Regions from separate parts of the Homo sapiens genome. Here all the other regions are linked to region 1. Evidence: chromatin contacts called from ENCODE Hi-C or POLR2A ChIA-PET data. All regions are on one chromosome and are shown on one strand. The core of a region is the stretch at or near the end of the contact, and the rest is flanking DNA. Distances in the headings are between cores, read along the strand shown.

Region 1 (5,996 bases), core at 477-2,976:
GGGCGGGGAGGGTGTACTCCACCTACCTGCCCTCCAGGGTGCTTGGCGCCTCCTAGGGCAGGCTGGCCTCTTTGTGCCATGCCCCACAGAGCATTGCAGTGATCCTAGTGCAGAGCACATAGTAGGTGCTTAAAAATGCTCATTGGAGAAACAGCTGGATCCTGGACTGCAGGAGGGAGGAGATGGCACACTGAGGGCATTGATGGGTAGATGGTAACATCATGTCTGTTCATCATTACTCAGCAGACCTGGTTCCATCAGATGTGACTGCCCTTCAGGCCTTACAGAAGGTACCTACATAAATCTGCTCAGGCAAAGAGAAGTTTGTGGGCTGTGGGCACCTGGCTGGGGTTCCTCAAGGTGGAGCATTCTTCTTGGCACTGACGGGGGTAGCTAAGATCTGAGCATGCAGGCAGGCCCTCTTCTCCCCTGGATGCTGCCCTTCTGAGGAGGCAGCTCTGTGGGTACCAGAGGCATGGGCCTAGGAGGCTGTGACCCCCTGCCTGGCCCCCTACCAGTCTCTGCTTCTACAGACAGGGTCTGCATCTTACCTGCTCCTCCTGCCAGTTCCAGTCCCCTCCCCATTCCCCTCAGGACCTCATCCCTCCTCCTGGCCTCAGCTTAAGGGTTTCCTCAGAGAGGTCTTCCTCAAGAACCTTCCCATCCCAAATCTAAATGAGTGCCCCATTTATATATGTTCTCTGAGCACCTGATTCTTTTCCTTCATAGGAATTTGAAAGTCTTTTCAAATGGAATCTTATATTTCTTTCTAGGTGATTTGTTGAAACAAGTCTGTCTCCTCCGTTAGACTAAGCTCCGCGAGGGGTGAGAAAGTTGTTCCGTCCACTCGTCCTCCGGGGCTAGCAGGACATATTCTGTATTAAATGAGTAGATGACAGAAACCCCGTGAGAGAAAGAGTGAGCCGAGCCAGTGGTTCTCTAAGTGTGGCTCCAGGACCAGCGGACCAGCAGCTCAGCATCGCCTGAGGATTTGTTAGAAATGCAAATTCTCTGACTTGGTTGGGGGACCCAGCAATCCGGGTTTGAAAGAACTGTCCAAGGGGGGATTCCTGTGCACACTGAAGTTTGAGAACCACCGAAGGCGGCAAATCCCCTGCTGTTGGGTGAGTGTGCACTGTGGCAGCTTTGGTGACCTGTAAGAGGAACCATGGATGAGCAAACCCCACCTTCAAATGTAGCAAAGGGCAGAGAGAGGGTGGACACGTCACCCAGACCCCCAAAAGGGGCCCAGACGTGTTGTTCGGCGAGCTGGCCACTGGAGGGCAGTGTGGCCACGTCCATCGTGCTGCCTCCGAGGGCTTCCGGGGGAGAGCGGCCGCGGGAGGACGGGAACGAAGCCGTAGCGAGAACCTCGCCCCACGCCGCAGCCTCCTGCAGCAGCGTCGGCTCGCCGGCCCCTTGCGTTCCGAGCCGCCCAGGGAGCTCAGCCGCCGCAGCCCCGGCCCCTGTGTCTCCCCTCGCGGGCCGGGCCTGGTGTGCACGTCTGGATGGCCTCGGGCCTGGAAGGTTTGCGAGGCCCCGGGAGCCGCAGACCGCGCCGGGGAGGAGATCCCGGCAGGCCGGCCGGGGCAGAGCGCCAAGGAGGGCGGCGGAACCTTGGCTGTTTCCCGGGAGGCCAAGGGCAGCCTTCCCGCGTGATCCGCGCGCTGCCGAGCGCGTCGGCCATCTTGGCGGCCTCGCCCGGGCCCCGCGCCCGGCCCGGCTTGGTTCTCGCTCGCGGCTGAGCAGACGCCGGGGTGGCGACGGGAGAGCCCGACCGCGAAGCTCGGCCGCAGGAGTGCGTGGGCGTCGCAGAAGCCCAGGAGAGCCCTGGACCTTGGTAGCTTCCCGGGGGTGCTGGGAAACGCCACCCCAGTAGCCGCCAGGAAGGCAGGCCTGAGCCTCCGAGCCTCAAGTGAATTGGATGGTGCCAGTCGCCCTTCTTCTTTTTGCCCCATATTCAAAGAGCGGGAAGTCAGAGGGCGTTAAAGTAGGTCACAGCGGTCAGCAGGTTTTTGTGGGGCAGGCAAGTGGCAGGGTCCAAGGCCAGGCGTAGTATCTGGTTGCCTAAGATGCTTGGGCAACTCCTTCACCGGGCACACCAATCTCCGAGCCAGAGGTCAGGGACTGGCCCCGCGGAGCTGGCTGCAGGCGGCCGATGCATTCCAGTCCCTGACCACCATGGGGACTTGAGGTGCCATTCTGAGGAGCCCCAGGCCCCACCACGCCTGTTGCCTCTGTCTAGAGTAGTTCACACATGGATGCTGTCTCTCTGGTACTTGGGTGTTTCTCAGGTTCCAGAACATCCGTTCATCTTACCAGTCCTTCAAGGTTCAGCTTAAAGATCAGCTCCACCAGGAAGCCTTCCTGGATTTCCCCTCTTAGTTTCCAACAGAATCCGTCTCTTCCGTTCTCTGCCCACCTTGAGTAGCAGTAGCTTCAGCTGTAGACTCTCCTGTTTTTCCCTTACAGTCTTTGTTGCTGCATCCTCTTTCACTGAATTGTTGATGTGAGACCCTAGACTCTCTTGTTTTTTCGTTACAGTCTTTGTTGCTGCATCCTCTCTCACTGAATTGTTGAATTGTGAGACCCTGTGAGGGTCGGCACCCTGTGATACTGGCCAGGAAAGGGTTGTTGCAAGGGGATCATGGGATTGTTGAATGGGTTTTGATCTGGATTTTGATGTTGGAAATCAAGTTCCCAAATGTTTTCAACCTTGGGTAAAGGAACATGTAATGGTGTTTTTTAAGGCTGTCATGGAATCCTTTTGTGTGTTTAATTGCTTTGTTATTTTAGTAGAAATGTCAGGGTGTCAGAGGAACAAAAGCCATGGGTCTGAGCCCAAGCAAGAAGACAAACCACTGAGCCCGTGCTGGGTGCTTCCTCTGCGTGGCCTCAGGGTCAGGGCCTGTCAGATGGAATGGCAGGCTGCGGGTCCAGCCCCAAGGTCCAACCAAGGAAGCTCCTGGGGCCTTGGCCGAGCTTGAGGCTGTGATTTCAGACTCCTCGCTGGTCTAGGTCGGTATTTCAGAGGAGGCAAAAGAGAAAGTGCCTTCACAGCCTTGGAGAAGACTGGGAGCTAAAGGAGACATCCTTGCTTTTTCCTTTTAAAATAATAAGCCAAATGTTCTCCCATGAAGGACTCCAGAAAACCCCGTTCATGCCTCACCCACAGATGATTTGCTGAATGCTCATTAAGGGGAAAACAAAGAGGTGGTTTTGTTTATTTATTTAAAAGGAAAAATAAATGAGCTGTGACAAAACAATTTGAAACCAGGCCCCTCTGAGACCTGGGCTTTCACTTCCTTGATGGGAAGTAAAACAGAGAATCAAATCCCCCTCCAAATAAAAGTGAAGTTAATAATCAGACAGCTCGAGCCCTGGCCACATCCTGTCAGCCCCCTCCCTCCCTAGGCTCTCTGTTTATAGCTGCCGAGTGCTTTCCCTCCAGAGCCCAAGCCGGCTTAACCCTTTCCTCCCCATCCAGGGAAGCCCAACCCTGCTCTTGAGACTGGAGGTGGGTTCCTCACACCCACTGGTGCTGGCCTAACCTCAGCAAGCGGTGGCTCTCCCCAGGCCTGCCGGCATGGGCCTGTGTCCCCCACAGGGCAGCCAGCTTGGATTTGAGTGATATTCTCTGCTTGTCCTGCACAAAGCCTGAAAGTGTCACCTTTCCTCTCCATACCTCCAGGGGAAGACTAGGCCAACCCATTCCCATTCCAGACGCCATGCAGCTTCTATAGCCCGGTGGGCTCCAGAAAGCTGCATTCTGACAGAAAGAGGCACAAATCTTTGGGGTTTCTGGTCTGCACAGAGAGCAGCACTCTGTGCATGTCTCTGGGCTACTTTCTGTGAAAACTTTCCACTTCCTTCAAATGCCTTCCATTGTAGTAGCATGTTGATTTCTTCCAGAACCCCATGGGGTCAATAGTAGCACATCCCACTGGGCAGAGGAGGGCCCCTTGCTAAATTAATTTTGAGTTCTCTACTGTTCTAGGCAACGACTCTGCCCTATAGGGCCATAGTTATCCTCATTTTACAGAGGAGGAAACAGGGGTTAAGTACTTTGCCCAATGTTACAGAGCTAATACATAGCAGAGCTAGGATTTGAACCCAGGCATTCTGGCCCCGGCGTGCCCTTAGCCTTTGCACTCAAGGTTTAGCAGCCAGAGATTGCTCTCTTCTCTGGAGCCAGGGGGCTTTCAGAAGCTCAGGATAATCTTATGACTGCATTGTGAAGGTCTCAAAGCCCAAGGACCTTTCGAGAACATTCTTGAGTTTTGTCTTGGGCTCTCCAGCCTCCTTTCTTGTTTCCTCTTATGGGAGAAGAGGGAGCAGGTGGAGCCAGTGCAGGGCTCCATCCATTCTCCTCCAGAATCAGCAGGGTCAAGATGTGGCTGGATGTGAATCCTCCATCCCTTCATCTGGCTGGCAGACTTAGAGCAAGAACCCAAAGACTTGGTGTGGCCACTCTGACGGTGGTCTGGATGACCTTCTGCTTAGGTTCCCTTGTCTCCTCCAGTCTTGTCACCCAAAGTCCCAAATACCCGCTTCTGGCTGAAGCTTGTCAGCAGGAGGCCACCCACACAGTAGCCTGGAGCGTGAACTGGCTGTGCAGGCCACCTGCCTCTCCTGGGAGTCCTGCGTGCCATGGCTCCTTGATTTCTTCTTAGAACTGTATCTCTTGCCTGGCCACTTTTGCACAGCCATTTGGCAGGGCCTTTGCACCAGTGAAGGTACATTGTGGTGTATAGAGGCCTTCAGGGACCACTTGCCTGAGACTCAGCTCCTTTTTGGGAGATGTTGCCACGCCCAGGGTCTGCTGTTTGTCTAGAGGACCCTGAACCCCATCTTTGGGAAGGGTTGGTCTGCTGCAGGTCTGCTTTCTGGGGGTGCATTTTGACATTCAAAGCCATGGACCAGAGTGGGCAGTGCCTTACTCTTCATTTTCCAAGTAATTCTTCAACTAGAGAGAGCTGTGGTGGCTCTATCCCAACTGCCCTGTTCTTTCCAGAGCCTGGGCAGCTCCTCTGGCTGGGGGGCGCTGAGCACAGCCATGGCTTCTGTGACACTTGAAGGGGCTGACACCCAGCAAGGTACCTGGCCCAAAGGGGTTTCAGAGGATGTGTGCCTTGATTTTTATTTAATTTAAATGTTTAAGAAAAGCATTCAAATTCAGAGTGTTCACGATGGGGTGGCTCTACTGTGGTCCTCTCAGAGGCTTAACAGCCACAAAAAAGCCACATATTAGACCCACCCTGTTACAGTTCTTACTGTGCTAGGCACTCGACACACTGATCTCATTCACCCTCATGCCCTGGGAAATGGGGGATATGTAAGTATCCCCATTTTCCTGTTGTGAAAAGTAAGGTTAGAAAGGTTGAGTAGCTTGCCTACCCTGCTATGATGGCTTTCTGCTGAGGAAATAAAAAAAAAAGTTCATTGTGCTTTAAAAATATATTGAAACCAATTTTATAGTAATTTTTACTGAGCTTAAAAGCAGTGTCAAAATGGACATCAGTCCTTCTGCCTGTACTCTTCCAGCCCAAGAGGCCCAGAGGGGCAGGACCCCACTCTTGGTCCCCACATAAGTGTGGGGAGGGCTGTGTAGGTTGCTTTTCTGACCTCGGGTGGGGGTGTCCATCTGTTCTCCAGCCCTCCCTGACAGGTTTTTCCATAGCTTCATTTCTTGTCCAAGAACACGTCTGTAGGAAGTAAATACTGTATTGCAAGTGCTAGTAAGACAAGAATCATTGAGTTAAAACATTTTTAGTTTTTCTGAACTTAAAACATTTTATTATGGAAAATTTCAAATATATGCAGAAGGAGACAGAGTGATATGATGAACCCCGTGTACCCACCCAGTCTCAGCATCACCAACTCATGGCCAAACCTGTTCATCAGTGCCACCATCCACCGCCCTACCTCCTGTACAATTCTGAAGTATATCCTGTATATCACATCATATCATTTCATCTGTCAATAGTTCTTCTGGG
Region 2 (6,051 bases), core at 2,665-5,164, 610 kb after region 1:
GGTTGCCCACAAAACTGAGAATTTTTTACTACAGCACAATGCAATAAAGAGGCTTACAAATTGAGTCCTGGGGGAAGGACACGAGCTGTATTTGTTGCATGTGGGTATAAGAGGCCAGAAGTTGGCCTCTTCTATTCTGTGAAGTGCCATGTGCATAAATTTGTAGACTGTAATTCCCTTTAACTCAAAACACTCGTGAACAAACAGTTGGAACAAAGCCACCTCCAGAACATGATGAACCATAGCACTTAGAACACTGATCATCTCTCATTGCTCAAACAAATAAGCCTTTAAAATACTGACATGCTTTACTTGGAGTTTTTTTATTTATGCGTGTCTTAACTGATTTCAAAAGAATCTTAGGGAGTGGGGGCCGTAGAAGTAATCTAGACATCCCTCCCCTCCACCTCCCCATGCTAGAAGATTCTTTTTCACATCATTCTGTACAGAGGCCAAACATTTCAGAGATAAGAGTGCTCCATTGGCTTGGTTGCCCCACTGAAGTTAAAGTTGGTAAGTACCAGGGGTAACACAATTCCCCTGCCTAAGGTTTCCATGAGTGGCCTCCTGCTAGAGTAACATTTTGATCTTTTTTGTTTCAGCCCACTTCAAGGATACCAAAAAGAATTTTTGTGCAGATATGAACTAGGTTTCCTCCTCTCTCATTCACAGTCGAGAAGTCAGGTGCACCCCTGGCTTCAGGATGCACACTTTCTCCTTCTCCTTCACACAGGAACTGCCCTCCTCCTGCAAACAACAGTTGTCCAGGGCCTTACCTGACTCTGAGAGTGTGTTTAACTAGGGAAGGGTATAAAAGGCCTGATTGTAGCCACAGATCAGGCCACATTCTCTAATATGGTTTTACTGGAATAAAGCTGACATTTTGTTCTCCATCAACCTGATGCCAGAGTCCATTTCTCAACAGGGAATGAGAAGTGATTTTTTTACTCTCTTAGACACCAATGGCATCTACTCTTTCTCATCATGTAACTATGTTAATATTTGAAGGTTGTCTTCATATTCCTCTTTGGTTTTTCTCTTTTCCAGCCTGACATTAGTTCACCGTTTTTCCTCTTAGGATGTAAATCCAGACCTCTTATTCTCCTGATTATAATGGTCAAGGACCCCCTTAATGACAGACCTGACCTAGTACTCTGGACATGGACTCTTAGAGAAGAACTACTGCCACCATGATCCATGATGCTATATTCTAATAATGCACCCTCCTATTAGTTGTTCTTTTTTAAAAGTAGGTATACGTTAGTATTGAATCACATTGAGTTTCCCACCAACTAATGTCCCTAAATCTTTTCCTTATTACTTGCTATCAACCTAAGCTTCCTCCTTCAAGACTTAACATACTATTTTGTTAACCTTAGCTTAGGACTTTACATTAATCTGTGTAAAATTCTGACTCACTGGTTCTAGTAGCATAATACAGTTATGAGCATGGGCTTTGGTGATAGACAAATGGTCCTCTGCCATCTGTGCCTCTTATTGGCTGTGGGACTTGGGTAAATGACTTAGCATATCTGTGCCTCTACATCTATCTATAGAATGGAATATTACTAGTATACACCTCAGAGGGTCACTGTGAGGATTAAATGAGAGAAGTCATACAACACATTTAGCATTTTGCCTGGCACACAGTAAGTACTCAATAAATGCTACATATGGTTGTTATTAGCAAATCCGCCCATCAACCTACACAGATCTTTAAAAAATCCTATCTCACTTGTTGCAAAAGCACATTATTTGTGCTTTCGTCAGAAATTTTTAATGAGAAAATTGGATAGAACAGCATCACTAGACAGGTTCCTGAGGCTTACCCTGAGGACCCCTCTCCAGATGGACATTAGTCCATCCATCAGGTCAAAACTGCCAGTGGACATTTGTTCAACCAGCTATGAATCTACTTAACCTCAACAAGACAACAAGAGTATCATAAAAATCTTAGCCAAACTCCTCCCAGAAATAAAAATCTATCCCTTGACATTTCCATAACCAATAAGATGAACTGTGAAAGACTTTAAGGATGTTAGAAATAGGAATGTTTTGTTTTCAATGAGCTCATATTGACTCCTAATAATCACATTTTTCTCACACGTAATCATTCAGTAATCCACTCTAAAAATTTGCTGAAGATCAATGTCCTGTGCATTCTGGAACATGTCTTCTTCTTCACTCCATTTCTTCAAAATTAGGATAGTGTCCAGTGCCATTTTCCATTACTATGACACCAAACCCTATTGCTATCATTTCTCATAAATGATGTGATTACACTGGCAAATTCTGTCACTACCCAGTGCTGTGGTTCCAATGGAAAGTCCCCAGTAGTGAGTTAGGAGGGTTCTAAACCAGTCCAAATTGTTCAGCAAACTGCTGACCACCCAAAGGACACACATGGTGGTATTTACCTTGCTGCTGGTGCTGCTGTTGTTGCTGCTGCTAACAGCTCTATGTAAGGCTCTGAGTCAAGTATTTTACATGGATTGTCTAATTTAATTCTCAAAACAGCCCTCTGAGGTCAGTGTAAAGATAATATCCTTTTTAGAGCGGGGTCTTAGGTCATACAGCATGTAAGTGGCTGACCTAGTATTCAAACCCAGTTCAATCAGATTCTAGAGCCAAACTTCCAACCAAGTGCCATATTATCTCCCTTTTTTACTAAATGGCACTATTTCATTGTATGAACTGTACAGCTTGGGTCCAGTCCCAGCCTTGCAGGCACAGAAATTTGACCTTGTCAGTATCCCAGAGTTGAATAGACTTAGGCATGATGCCTTCCCCTGACGAAGTTCACAACAAACTGGTGGAGCAAACGAGAATGCCAATGTGTTGATTTACAACAGTTATGTATCTGTCATACAGACCATAACAATCTGACCAGAGCATTTTTCCCTTTAGAGGGTTCTACTTACAGAGGCAAACTGTAAACACAAGACATCATAATAGGAGGCATTTGCTATAGAACTTGAATGTTAAATTGAATTTCCAACAAAGAAGGACTTGCCAGTGACACTGAAACTTTGAAGACTACCAACATTCACATTTCTATGGACAGTTACTGTGGGTACAGGGCACAACCAGTGTTTGCCTCTGGGTGCTTCTGATGTCGACCAACCCCCTTTCTGACACACTGGTGCATTACTTACGTCTAGGCCAGTCTTTGGCCTAGAGACAATGACTTTCCTTAGGTGACTTTCCACAACTATGCTCTGATATCTGATGGTTTTATATATTAATTTATTTCCCAACCAAGTTGTTGAGTAACCTTCCCCACCATATCTAGTCTACAATCTATAATATAATTCACTCTGGCCTAAGGCCTTTAATTCATTTAAGAAAGCTAGGAGCTCTCCTACTTTCTTATGTTTTATTTTTCTTTTTTCCCCCTTAAAGCCATGTATACCATATTCAGTTGGCAACACAAAAGAGGTGCTACAATAGTGAAGGTGGTACAAAAACAGGACCTGAGATGTTCTTTTCATTCTTCTATCTTCTCCAAACATTGGTTTCAATGGGGAAAGCGGGTGGAGGGAGGGCAATGTGATTAGAGAGATTCTTGCAGGCAGGGAGCAAGGCCCTTGAACTAAAAGTGGAAGTAGCCTTATATTCAGATAAATCAGTCACTAGGCACTGGGTGGGGAGGGGAAAGGGTCACAAAGAATGTTCTGAGCTAGGCCACTTAATGATTTTAGACATGCCTACCTAGGAAATGCACCATGTGGCAATGCTCTTGTTCTGACCACAGCACATTAGTCAGAGAAACATCCTCAGAGAGAAGATCAAGGAAGACAAGGCACATGTTTGAGTGTGGGAACACAACTGACACTAAGTGAAGCTTGACAACCTGAAAATGAAAGTGACTGGAAATGAAGTGAAACCATTCTGTTAGTAAAGAATGGAATGCGAAAATGAAATGAACATTTTAAATAGAGCACACTGCCCTTCATTTTACTTGGTGACTCAGCCTGGGAGTTTCTGTAATACATACAGAATTCTGTTTGGTGAAGTGACCTACTTGCTCTTTGTGGGCGACCATATCGTGAACAGCTGGGGAGTAACTCACTCCACGTCAACATGATACTGATCACAAGCGCATTTCCTTGCTTTTGCAGAGTGCAATGGAGATTTCAAAGCACTTCTTCCCAAGTATTTTCTCCTTTAATTCTCACACAAACTCTGTGAGATTGTTGTCCATTTTGTTACAGGTAAGAAAACTATTTTAAGTTCAGTGTTTTTTCCATGATACTACAGCAGTGGCAGTTACTACTAGAGCTCATGCAGAATTCACTGAAGGCCACCAAGACACAAGACACACACAATGGTCATTCCATCACCCTTAAGTAACCTAAGGCCTGGTCATGTATATACATAGAATGGTATGTTACCATCCCTAATATCTTTAAGATCAAACCCACATGTACAAGAACATTTTTAAGGTAGTCCTATCTATTTGGCTCCAGAGTATTTGAATACTGCAATATAAATACTGATCACCTTTATTTGCTTCAGGCATGGTGTATAAAAATTGTCATCCCATTGAATAAATCCCTTGTTACCTGGTCTCAACGTTCCTAACTATAGAACTATTCTAAAGATATTCCTGGCTGGGTGCGGTGGCTCACACCTGTAATCCTAGCACTTTGGGAGGCTGAGGCAGGTGATTACCTCAGGTCAGGAGTTAGAGACCAGCCTGGCCAACATGGTGAAATCCTGTCTCTACTAAAAATACAAAAATTAGCTGGGCATGGTGGCGTACGCCTGTTGTCCTAGCTCCTCAGGAGGCTGAGGCAGGAAAATCACTTGAACCCGGGTGGCGGAGGTTGCAGTGAGCTGAGATGGCGCCACTGCACTCCAGCCTGGGTGACAGAGTAAGACTCTGTCTCAAAAAAAAAAAAAAAAGGTATTCCTAGAGTATGTTTCGCTCAGACTAATACAGCCTGATGAAATTCCAGTGCCAAATAAGGAAAAAGATCGTGTGCTCATGGAGGAATATTACTGCCTGGCAAGAAGCTTCCTTTAATACCACTTAAAAAGATTAGCAGGAGGAAGAAAATCACGATTACAATAAAAGAATTATCACTAAAATTTCTCAGTGCAATTCCTTTCTTTGATGCCTAAACACAGGACCTTCTATTCTAGCAAGATGGTAGTTAAGGCATGTGTATCCGAAGGGCAGGAGATCCCTAAGTGGGTACAGAATATCTTACAATCATCTTCCCAAAAGTAGATTAAAAGTGGACTGGTGCATTTTTCAGATCTAAATATTCTCCTTTCTCTTCGCCCTCACTTCTGCTCTTTTAAATGTTGGAAAAAAAAATGAACAAGGCAACAAAGAAAATTTTAAAATGCTCATGGAAAAACTCATCTTCTAGAAGGGAATCTTAGTGGGAGGGACAATTCCTCTCAGAGAGTTATCAGTGAAGCTGTGAAAATATGAGGCCCTGGAAGCCAGAGGTGTCACCCAACAAGGCTGCAGCAAGGACAATTAGCAATGGCTGCTGTGCCCTCTGTCACTGCCTCAACTTAGAAAGGATGTCTTTGTCAGCCTCAGGATACTTAGCATGGTGCCTACCTCACAGAGAGTTCTATAAATAATTGCTGAGTGAAATCAGATGAAATGGAAACAGTTTCAACATGTCCCAAAAGTATTAGATACTTGAGTGCTAGAGTGGAATTGTTCTCTATTGGAAGAAAAGAAAAAAATATACCATTTTGAGTTGCAAGTCTTCAAGTCTTGCAATGTGAAGGATGACAAAATCTTCCTGATCTCCAAACTGGGTCACCTATCATGAAAGAGGAAAGCACTTCTGCAAAGTGCTACACCCTAGAAAACATCTTAAACCACTCAACAAAACAAGATTTCACCTCAAGGGAAGACTATCGAAGATCTCCACAGATTCCATTCAATTCAGTAAAGATTTCACTTTCAGATTGCCCATAGAGGTTGCCTGTGGGTGCTGGCTACTCAACTGCTGCTGAGCACAGTGCAACTCTATCATAATGCAGCTTGTCATCCCACAGATGTAATATCCACTAGGGTAT
Region 3 (6,007 bases), core at 60-2,559, 770 kb after region 1:
ATGCTTTGTTGCAGCCTGATGGGCAATAATGTTGGGTACCATATTTAGCTATGTGCTTTCCCTGTTCTTTAAAAAGTTTATGGTTTGGTACTCATTTGTAAAGTTTCAGCACAGTTCCTTCTTTTACAACCTTTTCTGCAAACAGTAATGGAAAAGCTACCTCATGGCACTTCACATAACTTTAGCCCTCTAGGGGTTTTGCCATCTTTGGCAATTTGGCTTTCAAACCCAAGATCTCACTTATGCTTAGTCTTAGTTTGTTTTTTAATTCCAATCTATTTCTTCAGAAGAGGGTTACTCTCCCTACTTACTTATCAGAAAGCCTTTTTAACATTAGTTTTCAAATTAAATACCAGCCCAAGGTTGCATATCAGCTCTGTAACTTTTCTAAAGATTTGCAGATCAAGCCAGGGAAGTAGTCTGGTTCGCTTTTGTAGAGAAAGTAATACAGACACATTTGGAAACTACTACTTAGTTCAAGATTCCAAGTTCCAAATCTCACTGAAAATAATTGGGGCTTGAATTCCATTTTTCTTCCCATCTAAGAAAAAGTTGGTACTTAAAAATTGTAAATCTCCTAATATTTCTCAGTCATCAGATATCTTTTCCAAAATGGCATTCTGATCAGTATAATGCAAATGAATCACGAATTAAATTCCACCCAAGATATTCCTGTACTAAAATTCAAAGGAAAGTGCTTGGCAAAATGCATCTTAGGATCTGCCAAACCCCAAACATGTAAAAACAAATAATAACTCTAGGATGTTTTGCCAACCCCAAAAAAGCCAATGGCCACCCCTCTTTGAGAATGTCTTCAGGTTTCTGAATGCCTTCTATTTAGGCTTCACAGTCTAAGTCCTTGGGTGTCAAAGGTCAAGAACCACCAACCAGAGAATTAATAAAACTGAAGCTCTAGGTAAATAAACTTCAAACTCCTAAGCTCTGTTAGAAAGTTTCACACATAGTTCATCTGTTGAGAGAGTTTTTTTTTTTCCCCATTCAAAGAGCATTTAGCCTTAGGATTGCTTTCATTCAGCAAGGATCACCTACATTCTGATTCTTGTGGTTATTAGAGCAAATCACAGGGTGTTGAGAACTTGGCTTCTTCCATCTTAATAAAACAGTTCAAGTCAGAGAGGCAGTTAATCCCTGGAAGGCTTTGTGATCCCATCCCCTGACATGTTTGATAAATATGGAAATTGTAAAATGTTCTGACTTGTTAAAATTTTTTAAGCCTGCTTAACATGCTCTTTGGCCTCAACATGCACAAAGTGCTGACTTGGCATGCCTCGGAGCCTCCATCACCTTCTCTATTGTGTATACACTGACAACCCCTGAAGCATAAATAAGTCACACTTCACAAAGAATGTTTATTCTATGCTCTAAGAGGGACGCTCCTTTTCTCAAGGAAACAAAAGCATGGGAAAGGGGAGGGAGAAAGGGTGTGTACAAAAATATGTGGCAGAAAGGAAAAAAAACCCTTCAATTCTAAATAATTACAAAATTGAAGACCATAAAAAAATCTGGGTTAGGGATAGGTATGTCTACATTTGGCTTATAAACAGATCTTTCAGAGTCTGAAATTACCATGGTAGGAAACAACTATTCCTCTTTGTTCCTTGCTTTACAAAATGTAATGAATAATATAGTTTTCTTTCAGTACCTCCTGTAATTCAAATGAGTCCACTCCCCTTTAACGCTATTCAAAGTTAAGAAAATAAAATACTATTATGACCTGTATCTGGCCACCAGTGAGCAAGAAAACAAGCTCTGATTACATGAATAGATGCAACTTCTACTCATCTCAAATAACTAATCATCTTGGAGACTGAATAAACAACTATATAAATACTGAGAAAGAAGGCTTGTAACTGTATGAGCCAGGTGCAGTGTTTAGAAACTCTGCAGACATAAAATTCAAAGGGAAACTCTGTGAAAAAATCACACAGACAGTATACTCATGAAATGCTGATGACGCACTGGAGTACTTCAGAATCTATAGCCAGCTACATTCATCAGTTGTAGACATTATTGATATTCCCAGATCCAACCATCAAATTCCCAGCACTTTGACTGTTTCCAGAAGATTGCTTTCATGGGGTCTCCTGAGGCTGCTGCTTATATTAAACTTACAATTACGAGCAACAACAGCAAAAGTGAGAAGCAGATGGCTGCAAGGTAGAATGGAAACAGAGGCCTCATGGATGCAGAGATAGGCACATCTTAGTAAAAAGAAAAGCAGCGGTAAAATAGCTGAATGGCAGAGAACTGGTGGGAGAAGGAAAAGAAGCTAAGAGTCAGGATGACATCCATACTATTAAAACTATCCAGGAAAAACTGAGAATTAGCTATAGGCCTGTAGACAGTTCTCAGGGTCTGCCAGTTTCAGGCAGACAGGAAAAGAAATGACCAGACCATTAGAAGGGGCAAGAACTTGACCTGTGGCTGCTGGGGAAGAAAACAAGGATTAAAAAAAAAAAAGAGAGTATAAATGTTGACCCTCAGGCTAGTCCTGGTACTCCAATTAAGGAAGGAAGGAAAGTGGACAAATTATGACTTTAGGAGAGAAAAAATAATCAAAAGGATTGAGAATATTATCTTCTACCTTAGCATCAATATCACATGGCTCAAAAATAGTTGCAGCTCAGAATAGCATGGCATGAAGAAAATAACACTACAGAGAGACAAGGAGACTGTATTAGTGCATTCTCACACTGCTATAAAGAACTACCTGAGACTGGGTAATTTATAAAGAAAGAGGTTTAGTTGGCTCACGGTTCCACAGGCTGTTAAGGAAGCATGGCTGAGGAAGCCTCAGGAAACTTACAACTGTGGCAGGAGGCGAAGGGGATGCCTGCACATCTTCACATGGCAGAACAGGAGAGAGAGCAAAGGCGGAAAGGGCTATACACTTTTAAATAACCAGATCTCATGAGAACTCACTCACTATCACAAGAACAGCAAAAGGGAAATTCACCCCCATGATCCAATCACTTCCCACCAGGTCCCTCCCACAACACTGGGAATTATAGTTCAACATGAGATTTAGGTGGGCACACAGAGCCAAACCAGATCACAGAACAACCAAACTAATGACCCAGTCACCCATCTTCTCCTACGGGAGGCAGAATACCCAAATGTTAAGCTCAGTGCTTCTCAAACTTTAATGTGCATGAGAATCACCTGGAGGATCTTGTTCAAATGCAGATTCTGATTCAGGAGGTCTGGAGTGAGGCCAGAGATTTTGCATTTTCAAAAAGCTCCCGGGTGATTCTCTAAGAATGCTGTGAGGACCAAGGGCTCATATGGACCTTACCCAGGTAAGTTCTGGCTTGCCTCATGACCTGGACAAGTTGTTGAACTTCTCTGATTTTTTGGTGTCTTCATTTACTGAATAGAGAGAGCAACGCTTATCACATTGATGTGAGGAACAAACAAGACAATTTAACTTAATGCCTAGCTATTATCATCACTAGCACAATAGTTCCCAAAGCAAAATAGACATACCATTGGTGGTAAAAAGAAAAGTCTTTCTAAAATTGTAATTGTTAGGCAATATTTTAATAGATACTAGAAAAAACATAACTATTACCTTAAACCCAAGATTTCATGAGTATTATCACTTAGGATAAAGCTAAGTTTAAAAGAAAAAGTTAATTTAAAAAATTACAAAGTAAATAAAAGTACAAGCGGTACAGAGATAGAACAAATATGGTGAGGATGATACTCAGTTGACTAAAGTTTGGGAAACATCAATTAATACCAGGGTTAGCAAGCTCCTTGAAGTCAAGGGCTTGACCAGATTATCCTACTATAAGGAGCAGGTGTGTGGTAGAGTTTAAACGCAGTTCAATTCTTTCTGGTCATTTAAGTCTTAGAAGCTATACTTTAATCAAATGATACTCATCTTCATCCTTATTCATATATGTTGCATAACTATGCTATCATGAATTGTGAAGCTATCCATAAGATTAAGGGAAACAAATTCTGTTGAATACAGCCATTTTCCCCCTTGATACTTACATTAACCAATCTAAACTACCTCCCAACAGTGGGTAGATAACAGAATTATTCCCCCAAGGAAAGGAAAAGCTATGATTTTATGTATCCAGTATTATGATGTTTCTCTTTTCCCACAAAAGTAGTGTAACACCATTCTTAGGTAATTTGTGGTCAAAGAGATGGATGTGGATAACTAAACACTTTACAGCTGAATTTGTCATACCTTTAACAGCAACCATTAGAGCAAACAGGAAGTCTAGGGTCATAGGTGAGTAGGAAACAGCATATTATGAGTAGTACAGTTTTCAAAAGAGAACTATAAAAGGCTTCCTGATGTATGTAGCATCTAATGTCTGATGTACTTGAAGCAACATCTCATTCTTACAATTTTGCTGTAGAAGGCTGATGGGTTTGTTTAGTTAATAAATAAAAGGTAAACACAGGCATATGCCCAAACTTCAGTCATTCACTTGTCTGTGACGTGAACCACTTCTCCAATGAATTAGATAATAGTTTTCAAATACTGTCCTGAAAGAATATTTTCTCAAGTTTTTGGTGCTATTCATAGTATAATGGTTATAGATATATAACACACTTTTTTTTTTTTTTTTTTTTTGGAATGAAGTCTCGCTCTGTCACCAGGCTGGAGTGCAGTGGCGCCATAATGGCTCACAGCAACCTTCGCCTCTCAGGTTCAAGCGATTCTCCTGCCTCAGCCTCCTGAGTAGCTGGGATTACAGGCATGCGCCACCACACCCAGCAAATTTTTTATTTTTAGTACAGATGGGGTTTCACCATGTTGGCCAGGATGGTTCTCGATCTCCTGACCTTGTGATCTGCCTGCCTCAGCCTCCCAAAGTGCTGGGATTACAGCATGAGCCACCGCACCCGGCCAGATATAACACACTTTTTAATATGTGTTATTAACATTTTTTCCATCACTTTCTTAAGTCTAGACAATCAGCAAAACAATAAATCAGCCCCTGATTGGTTGTGTTTGCTGATTTTCATGGTGTTAATACTTCTACCATGGCTAATTTGAAGCTATCAACATGATGTTAATGAACATGAAGTTGTGAAGAGATATACAATAGTATACACCATTATATAGTATTTCCAATACAGATACAAGAGACACAAATAACCTCAAGAGCATAGATAATAAAATGTAGTAAAACATAATTACTGAGTTTTGAGTATTATCTTTGTTTTTAAATAATTTATTTAATTGTAAGTTTATATAGTTTAATTTTTACTGATAACTGGCTCACAAAATTTCTGAAAATTTAATCACTAGATCTTGGGAGCTGGTGGGGGCTGCCTCCAACACATCATTGGCCACGTACCACATCCCACACATTGTTGCTACCACCCAATTTACATATCAATTTTGAGTTTTCTAAGTTAAAAAATTCTTGCATAAATGTGATAAATTTTGTGTGTTAAAGAAATGACAATAAAAATAACCATACAGATATTATGATTTGTATATTTTATATAGCCAAGTTTGTAGTTAACAATGGAAAACTTAAGAAATATTTCTGCCCTTCAGGCTTTACAAAATCAAATAATAAAAGCACCACTGCATCTTGAGGGAGAAAGGTAGGAAACAGATATTCATTTGAGTAAGAAAAAAAAAAAGGATATCAAGCTATGAATAAAAATATCTGTACTGATTTTTCACAAATAAAACTGCTCAGAAAAACTTGACATGCTAATGGAAGGAGGCTGCTTATAATTGAATCCTAAAGAATGTTTTCTATGATACAACCACCACAACATAAATGTTTTAGATGCTATCATTACATGCCGATACCAACTTTTTAATTTGTAAAAGATAAAAGAGGAAATTATAAGCAAATCCAAAGCTAATTCACTAATCCCTCTAACTGAAGTAAACCACTCAGAGAATTAGAGAGCTTATTCCACAGAATGGTCATTTATGATGTCAAATAATACTTTTAAAGACTTTCAAACACTGGTCTGGTCTGCATTGCCCTGGTTG
Region 4 (6,252 bases), core at 3,084-5,583, 630 kb after region 1:
TTTGTTGAAGATTAGACATCTGTAGGTGTGTGGCTTTATTTCAGGGTTCTCTATTCTGTTCCACTGGTTAATGTGTTTGCTTCTGTACCAGTACCATGCTGTTTTGCTTACTGCAGCCTTATACTATAGTTTCCAGTTGGGTAATGTGATGCCTCAAAGGGAGAGTTTTTAGATTTGTGCAGGGGTACCCCCAGGCCATGGACCAACACTGGTCTGTGGCCTGTTAGGAACTGGGCCACACAACAGGAGGTGAACTTCACCTCCTGTCAGATCAGTGGCAGAGTTAGATTCTCTTAGGAACACGAATCCTATTGTGAACTGCACATTTGAGGGATCTAGGTTGTGTGCTCTTTATGAGAATTTAATGCCTGATGATCTGAAGTGGAACAGTTTCATCCTGAAACCACCACCCCCGCCCCCATCCACGGAAAAATTGTCTTCCACAAAACTGGTCCCTGGTGTCAAAAAAAGGTTGGGGACCATAGGCAAGCCTCGTCTGCCTGAATTCTATTCTTTCTCCCTAATCTACTCAAGAACATGATATAATTCCTTGCCATGATCATGTTTTTCCTGTAGCCTTTAAAATAATTATTTTAATGCTGATAAATTTGCTATCAGTCTGTAGTAGCAGCAAATAATCTTTAGTTATTGTCTTTGCGACAAATAGATATGCATTTTGGATCTATGGAATTCCTTCCTCTTGCAGGAATAGCAAACTGAAATGATGAATTCAAGAGATTCAAGAATTTGCATGCCACTCCACTTGCCCTATACAGAAACTGAATTTCTTTAAGGCTAAATCTAACATGTTGGCAATACTTTATTATGTAGTTATTATTTATTTTTCAATGCGCAGTCTTACATTGTTTCATCTGATTTTCATAGAAACCCTATGAGGTAGTGGGGCTGAAAATCATCCCTATCCTTTTATTTTTCATGATTTTACATTTTAAGACATTTTGGCTGGTGGGGGTGAAGTAGTAAATACAAAAGGAGTACACTCCCAGTGCATAAAATTTGGAAATAAAAACAGAACCAAACCAAACAAAGAATCACTCCTAGTCCCACTGCTAGATACAACATTATAACCACTTAGGTTTCCAATATTTTTCAGTTATTCTTTGTATTTAAGCCTGTTTAAAGATGAGAAAATTTTCACATGTGTAATGAGAGTCAAAGCTAGGACTAAAACTCATGAACACTTTCCCTCATACTAGGAAGCCTCTTCCTTCTTATTAATCTGTCTCTCTTTCAAAATGCTCAAGCATTAGAAAGAATAAATCTTCAGAAACACAGATTTGGGGATTGTTCATATTTTGTTTCCATTTACAGGTAAACTTACCAATGGTCTTTGGAGAGAAGCACCTGCAGCATAAAAATTGTTGTCAAGCACAATGATTTTTAAGATTCTTTTTAACTCTGAAACAATTGTTCTCCTTCTTCTTCTTCCTGTTTTTTTTTTTGGTTTTTTTTTTTTTTTAGACAGGGCCTTGCTCTATCACCCTGGCTGGCTGGAGTGGTGCAGTAGCAAACTCACTCTAAGCAGTAAGGCACAGTGGCTCACGCCTGTAATCCCAGCACTTTGGGAAGATGAGGCAGGTGGATTGTTTGAGTTTAGGAGTTTAAGACCAGCCTGGGTAACATGGCGAAACCCTGTCTCTACAAAAGAAAAAAGAATACAAAATATTAGCCAGGCATGGTGGTATGCACCTGTAGTCCCAGCTACTCAGGAGGCTGAGATGGAAGGATTGCTTGAGCCCAGGAGGCAGAGGTTGTAGTGAGCTGTGATTGCACCACTGCACTCCAGCCTGGATGAGACAGTGAGATCCTGTCTCAAAAAATAACTTTTTTTAAAAAATCTCACTATAACCTTGCACTCTTGGGTTCAAGTGATCCTCCCACATCAGCCTCCCAAGTAGCTGGGAGCATGCCACTGGGACATCCAAGTACAGGTGCATGCCACCATACCCGGGTAATTTTTTTTTTTTTTTTTTTTGAGATGGAGTCTCCCTCTGTCGCCCAGGCTGGAGTGCAGTGGCGTGATCTCCGCTCACTGCAAGCTCTGTCTCCCAGGTTCATGCCATTCTCCTGCCTCACCCCCCCCGAGTAGCTGGGACTACAGGTGCCCGCCACCACGCCCGCCTAATTTTTTGTATTTTAATAGAGACGGGGTTTCACCATGTTAGCCAGGATGGTCTCAATCTCCTGACCTCGTGATCAGCTTGCCTCGGCCTCCCAAAGTGCTGGGATTACAGGCGTGAGCCACTACGCCCGGCCTTACCCAGGTAATTTAAAAAATTTTTTGTAGCGATGGGGTCTCACTATATTGCGCAGGCTGGTCTCAAACTCCTGAGCTCAAGCAATCCTCCCACCTTGGGCTTTCAACGTGCTGGGATTACAGGTGTGAACCATCGTGCCTAGCCCAACTCTGAAACAATTCTAATCTTCTCTGAATGGAACTGCGGCTAGAGGTCAAGAATCAGGATCAATAGGATAACAGATGTGTGACGGTTATAATACTGAGTGTCAACCTGATTGGACTGAAGGATGCAAAGTATTATTCCTGGGTGTGTCTGTGAGGGTGTTGCCAAAAAGTTAAACATTTGAGTCAGTGGACTTGGAGAAGCAGACCCACCCTCAATCTTGGTGGGCACCATCTAATCAGCTGCCAGTGTGGCTAGAAAGAAGCAGGCAGAAGTTGGACTTGACTTGCTGAGTCTTCATCTTTCTCCTGTGCTGGATGCTTCCTGCGCTTGAACATCAGACTCCAAATTCCTTAGCTTTTAGACTCTTGACTTACACCAGTGATTTGCCAGGGGCTCTTGGGCCTTTGGACACAGACTGAAAGCTGCACTGTTGGTTTCCCTACTTTTGAGGTCTTGGGACTTGGACTGGCTTCCTTGCTCCTCAGCTTGCAGAGAGCCTATTGTGGGACCTCACCTTGTGATCGTGTGAGTCAATACTACTTAATAAATTTCCCTTCATATATTCATCTATCCTGTTAGTTCTACCCCTCTAGAGAACCCTAACACAAGATGAGAACAAATTAAGTCAGTCAAAATCCCCCAAATAAGAAGTTAACCAAACTAAAATCAAAATCATAAACCAACATCATAAGTTGGAACAAGTGTCAACCAAGGAAAGAAAAGGAATACAGGTCCAGTAATCAACCTGAAGTTATACATCTAAAAAGTGGTGTGGCCAGATTAAGCCCCTAATCTAGGTGGCTCAAAGCTTATGTTCTTTTCCATGTCTTACCTCTCTAGGTGTAGTCACAGAGAGTCTATGCGCCTTAAATCGCTAAGAAACTAGGCATGTTTGCAAATGCCTTAACATTTTCCCCGGAAGGTGAAACCTAAAAAAGTGGTTAGCAAACGTATCTCAGAATTTGTTTCTGCAGTACATGTCTCTTTCAGTTTCTACAATGTGGTGAGGAAATTAAACATCTCTCTGGCTCTCCTTTACCACATGAACACCCATGTGTATGTGGATGCATGCACACACACACACACGTGTATGCATGTGCAAACACATACAATTTAACCATCTTCACTTCAGATGGTCTGACCTTCAAGTCAGGTTACCCATAATCAGAAACTGGAATATATAAAAAGGACATATGAAAAAGAATTTAAATTGAATTGAATATTAAAAGTTACAGAACTCACATATTCTCTGTTCAAGCAAATCCTGCTGCCCTTAACTGTGCAAACACATTTGTCTATAATATGTAAAATCATTACATTTGGAGATAAAGTTAAAACCAACATGTTGATCCAAACTAGTGGGAAACAAACTGAAATGCTTACAGCAGTCAAAATTGGAAAAAGTAAATCACAGAGTTACTCAGTACACTGCATAGCTGTTAATTTAGCTTTGGAAAACTCTCTCTTAAAGGAGAACTTCTAAATTGAAGCACAAGATGGCTTGAATAGAGGCAGTGGTTTGTAAGGGAGGAGGAGATTCCACAGAGTACTGAGACCACACATTAGACACCAAGGCTTCTCAAGCACCTCTTCACCTAACCCACTGTATTCTCATGGCAAAACACCTCATGATGCTCTAGGGCATGGAAACCATAATCTATATAATGCATACATCATTATATTCTTTAGGTGGCAATGGATCTAAATGAAAAATATACATAAATGTACTGTCTTAAAGCCAGTTGAAATTATTAGGCATATAAGATTGGAAAACAGGATGCCTGACTTTTACTCAGAGTTTTTCCAGTGACTCACCGTGTAATTCTGAGGACATAACCCTTTGATCCTTAGCCTACAACCCAGAGAATTTTAAATTGTGCTCCTCCAAACCCCCACCTTTGGAGGCACCCTCTCCAGCTTCTTTTGCCCTCAGATGAAAGGATCTGTAGACATGGAAAATGGTTGTTTGGTGATTTCCCGTAACTTCCTTTCTAGTATTTCAGTCATTCTCCTTTTACATCTGAGGGACACTGCAGAGAAATCACTGCTTTGCATAATCAAAGCCACAGGCTTAAAATTTCACTACTGGAGGGGGCAGGCTGAGAAGGAACAAGTCCGGCTTTAACACCACAAATATCTCCAATTACCAAATGTGGGCAGAAAAATGACAAAAAATCAAGGACAGATAGAAAGGTCCTTGGTATTCTTCAAAGCTTCCCTTTGGGATGAAAGTTCCTTGAGGCTTCCAAGGCAGAAAGCCTGGGCAGTCTGCACACCTGGGGTGCATTAGTGAGCCCTGGACTCGAGGTGAAACAGGCTGAATTTCATCTAGATGCTTCCCACAATCCGCTCTCATAAAACTCAGAGTAATTTACCAGCTTAGGAACATGGCAAGGTATTCATGGAGCACTAAATCTGGGGATTACCTTCCAGAGTCACTGGATAAATCCCACTGCTCATCTTTGTAAATACACCTTCATCTTGATTACCTTTATCTCAAGGGGAGTTTCATTTTGTTTGCTGTGGCACACGGTCAAGACTAAAACCCACCTTCAAATCAAATCATTCTCACACCTCTCCTGAGAAGTCTTTCAAAGAGCATCCAAACATTGATGTAACTAATGGGTGAGTTTTAGCATTAGGCTATGTGCCCTTCTAAATACAAAACACCAATGCCTCTGCTGTTGCTTCCCTTCCCTCACCTGCTATGTGGAGGTGATGATAACTTGTCTTGCCAGTTCCCCCAATCTGTATGAAAAGGAAGTCTCACTGTAGTTACCTGGCAGGCTCTAACCTTGCCACAGCAGCCAGTATGGTTGTTCCTGCCCAGAAAAGCCCTTGGTCTCACATTTCCCTAACTCTGTCCTGTACATCTTGAAGTATAACTCAGCACAGAGCTCACCCAGTCACCCTAATCAGTGCATTCTATACATCTGCTCGCCGTCTTTCTCCATTCCCAGCTACTTAGAGAAGCAGATCATAAGGCAGTAGTTTTGCATTCTGGCTCTGCAATTTGCTACCTGTGAGACCTTGGCAAAGTTACTTAGCCTCTTTTTGCCTGGGTTTCCATATTTGTAAAGTGGCGATAATGACGACAGCTGCTCATAAAGTTGTAAGTATTAAATATATAACCTTATCGTGCCTGAAATGTAGTAAAGCACTCAACAGCATGACGATAATCATGATGATACTTTTTCATTATCAAAGTCAACTACTTTTCTTAAAAAGAGTACTCCTCTACCCCGGCCCTCTCTAACATTTACAATCCCCTCATCTAACAGTGGGCAGAGTGGCCTCCTACTCCCAAACCACAACTAGCTAGAACAAACTGAGCCATTAGTAAGCAGGCTGTAGGATAAACACGTTTGGGCAAAATAATAGATGAAGGCAAAGTAAAGATGAATGTTAGCGCTCCCCAAACCATCTGTGCTCCATCAAACTAGACATTCTAAACACGTAGGCTATGGTTCAGAATCCATTCAAAGTTGGGGTATTTTAAGGTGACAGGTGGCAAAACTTTAACCATTAGGGTGACTTATGGAACTAGGCAATGCTGTAGCCTATACATGTTATTCAGGACTGAGGAATTGTCGGTGCCATAGGCCAAGCTCTAGTCTCAGAATGCAAGGGGGGAATAAAGGGTGGAATACAGGGCACCCTCTCCCCCCATACACAAATATACATTCTACCATCTGTTTCTACCATCTGTGCAAGACCCAACTGTCTTGAAGTCAGACCTCAACTGGCTGGTGTCCTAGTGTTTGGGACTCCTTATAAGCCATTCACATCTCCCATGTGATGTAAGGCATACCACTCCTATGGTGTG

The links. A loop is a pair of places that touch in the nucleus more often than their neighbours do. ChIA-PET counts read pairs that join two places held with the same protein, here RNA polymerase II (POLR2A). Pooled maps may share reads with other maps.
Region 2: a map with no recorded cell type shows a loop between it and region 1 (9-fold over the local background). The contact joins two enhancer-like sites. A Hi-C loop is called at or near these places in 8 of 37 single-sample maps with no recorded cell type and 11 of 50 pooled maps. POLR2A ChIA-PET finds 5 or more read pairs at or near these places in 5 of 52 experiments (CD8-positive, alpha-beta memory T cell, OCI-LY7, activated B cell and 2 more).
Region 3: a loop to region 1 is called in a pooled map, with 2.1 times the contacts of the local background. The contact joins two enhancer-like sites. A Hi-C loop is called at or near these places in 1 of 168 maps with a recorded cell type or tissue (sigmoid colon) and 2 of 50 pooled maps. POLR2A ChIA-PET finds 5 or more read pairs at or near these places in 1 of 52 experiments (B cell).
Region 4: a map with no recorded cell type shows a loop between it and region 1 (8-fold over the local background). The contact joins two enhancer-like sites. A Hi-C loop is called at or near these places in 6 of 37 single-sample maps with no recorded cell type and 7 of 50 pooled maps. POLR2A ChIA-PET finds 5 or more read pairs at or near these places in 2 of 52 experiments (PC-3 and endothelial cell of umbilical vein).

Annotation. Positions count from the first base shown.
Region 1 is chr14:68,812,146-68,818,141 of GRCh38, reverse strand. No RefSeq gene overlaps it. Among named protein-coding and RNA genes, the nearest start is that of ZFP36L1, 22 kb to the right of the region's middle. RefSeq lists enhancers at 1,035-1,084, 1,185-1,234, 1,109-1,848, 1,865-2,094, 2,175-2,394 and 1 more and a silencer at 1,335-1,724. Within about 2 kb of position 1,726, at least 41 of the 41 ENCODE cell types and tissues checked have a DNase peak (open chromatin) inside an H3K27ac peak, as active enhancers do; they include OCI-LY7 and PC-3, where a contact is called at or near this core.
Region 2 is chr14:68,208,819-68,214,869 of GRCh38, reverse strand. All of the region lies in intron 7 of RAD51B (RAD51 paralog B), which reads right to left. Among named protein-coding and RNA genes, the nearest start is that of RAD51B, 390 kb to the right of the region's middle. RefSeq lists enhancers at 3,662-3,941, 4,112-4,311. Within about 2 kb of position 3,914, at least 16 of the 41 ENCODE cell types and tissues checked have a DNase peak (open chromatin) inside an H3K27ac peak, as active enhancers do; they include OCI-LY7, where a contact is called at or near this core.
Region 3 is chr14:68,038,038-68,044,044 of GRCh38, reverse strand. All of the region lies in intron 7 of RAD51B (RAD51 paralog B), which reads right to left. Among named protein-coding and RNA genes, the nearest start is that of RAD51B, 220 kb to the right of the region's middle. Within about 2 kb of position 1,309, at least 3 of the 41 ENCODE cell types and tissues checked have a DNase peak (open chromatin) inside an H3K27ac peak, as active enhancers do.
Region 4 is chr14:68,179,837-68,186,088 of GRCh38, reverse strand. The region is part of intron 7 of RAD51B (RAD51 paralog B); the gene reads right to left. Among named protein-coding and RNA genes, the nearest start is that of RAD51B, 360 kb to the right of the region's middle. Within about 2 kb of position 4,333, at least 4 of the 41 ENCODE cell types and tissues checked have a DNase peak (open chromatin) inside an H3K27ac peak, as active enhancers do; they include PC-3, where a contact is called at or near this core.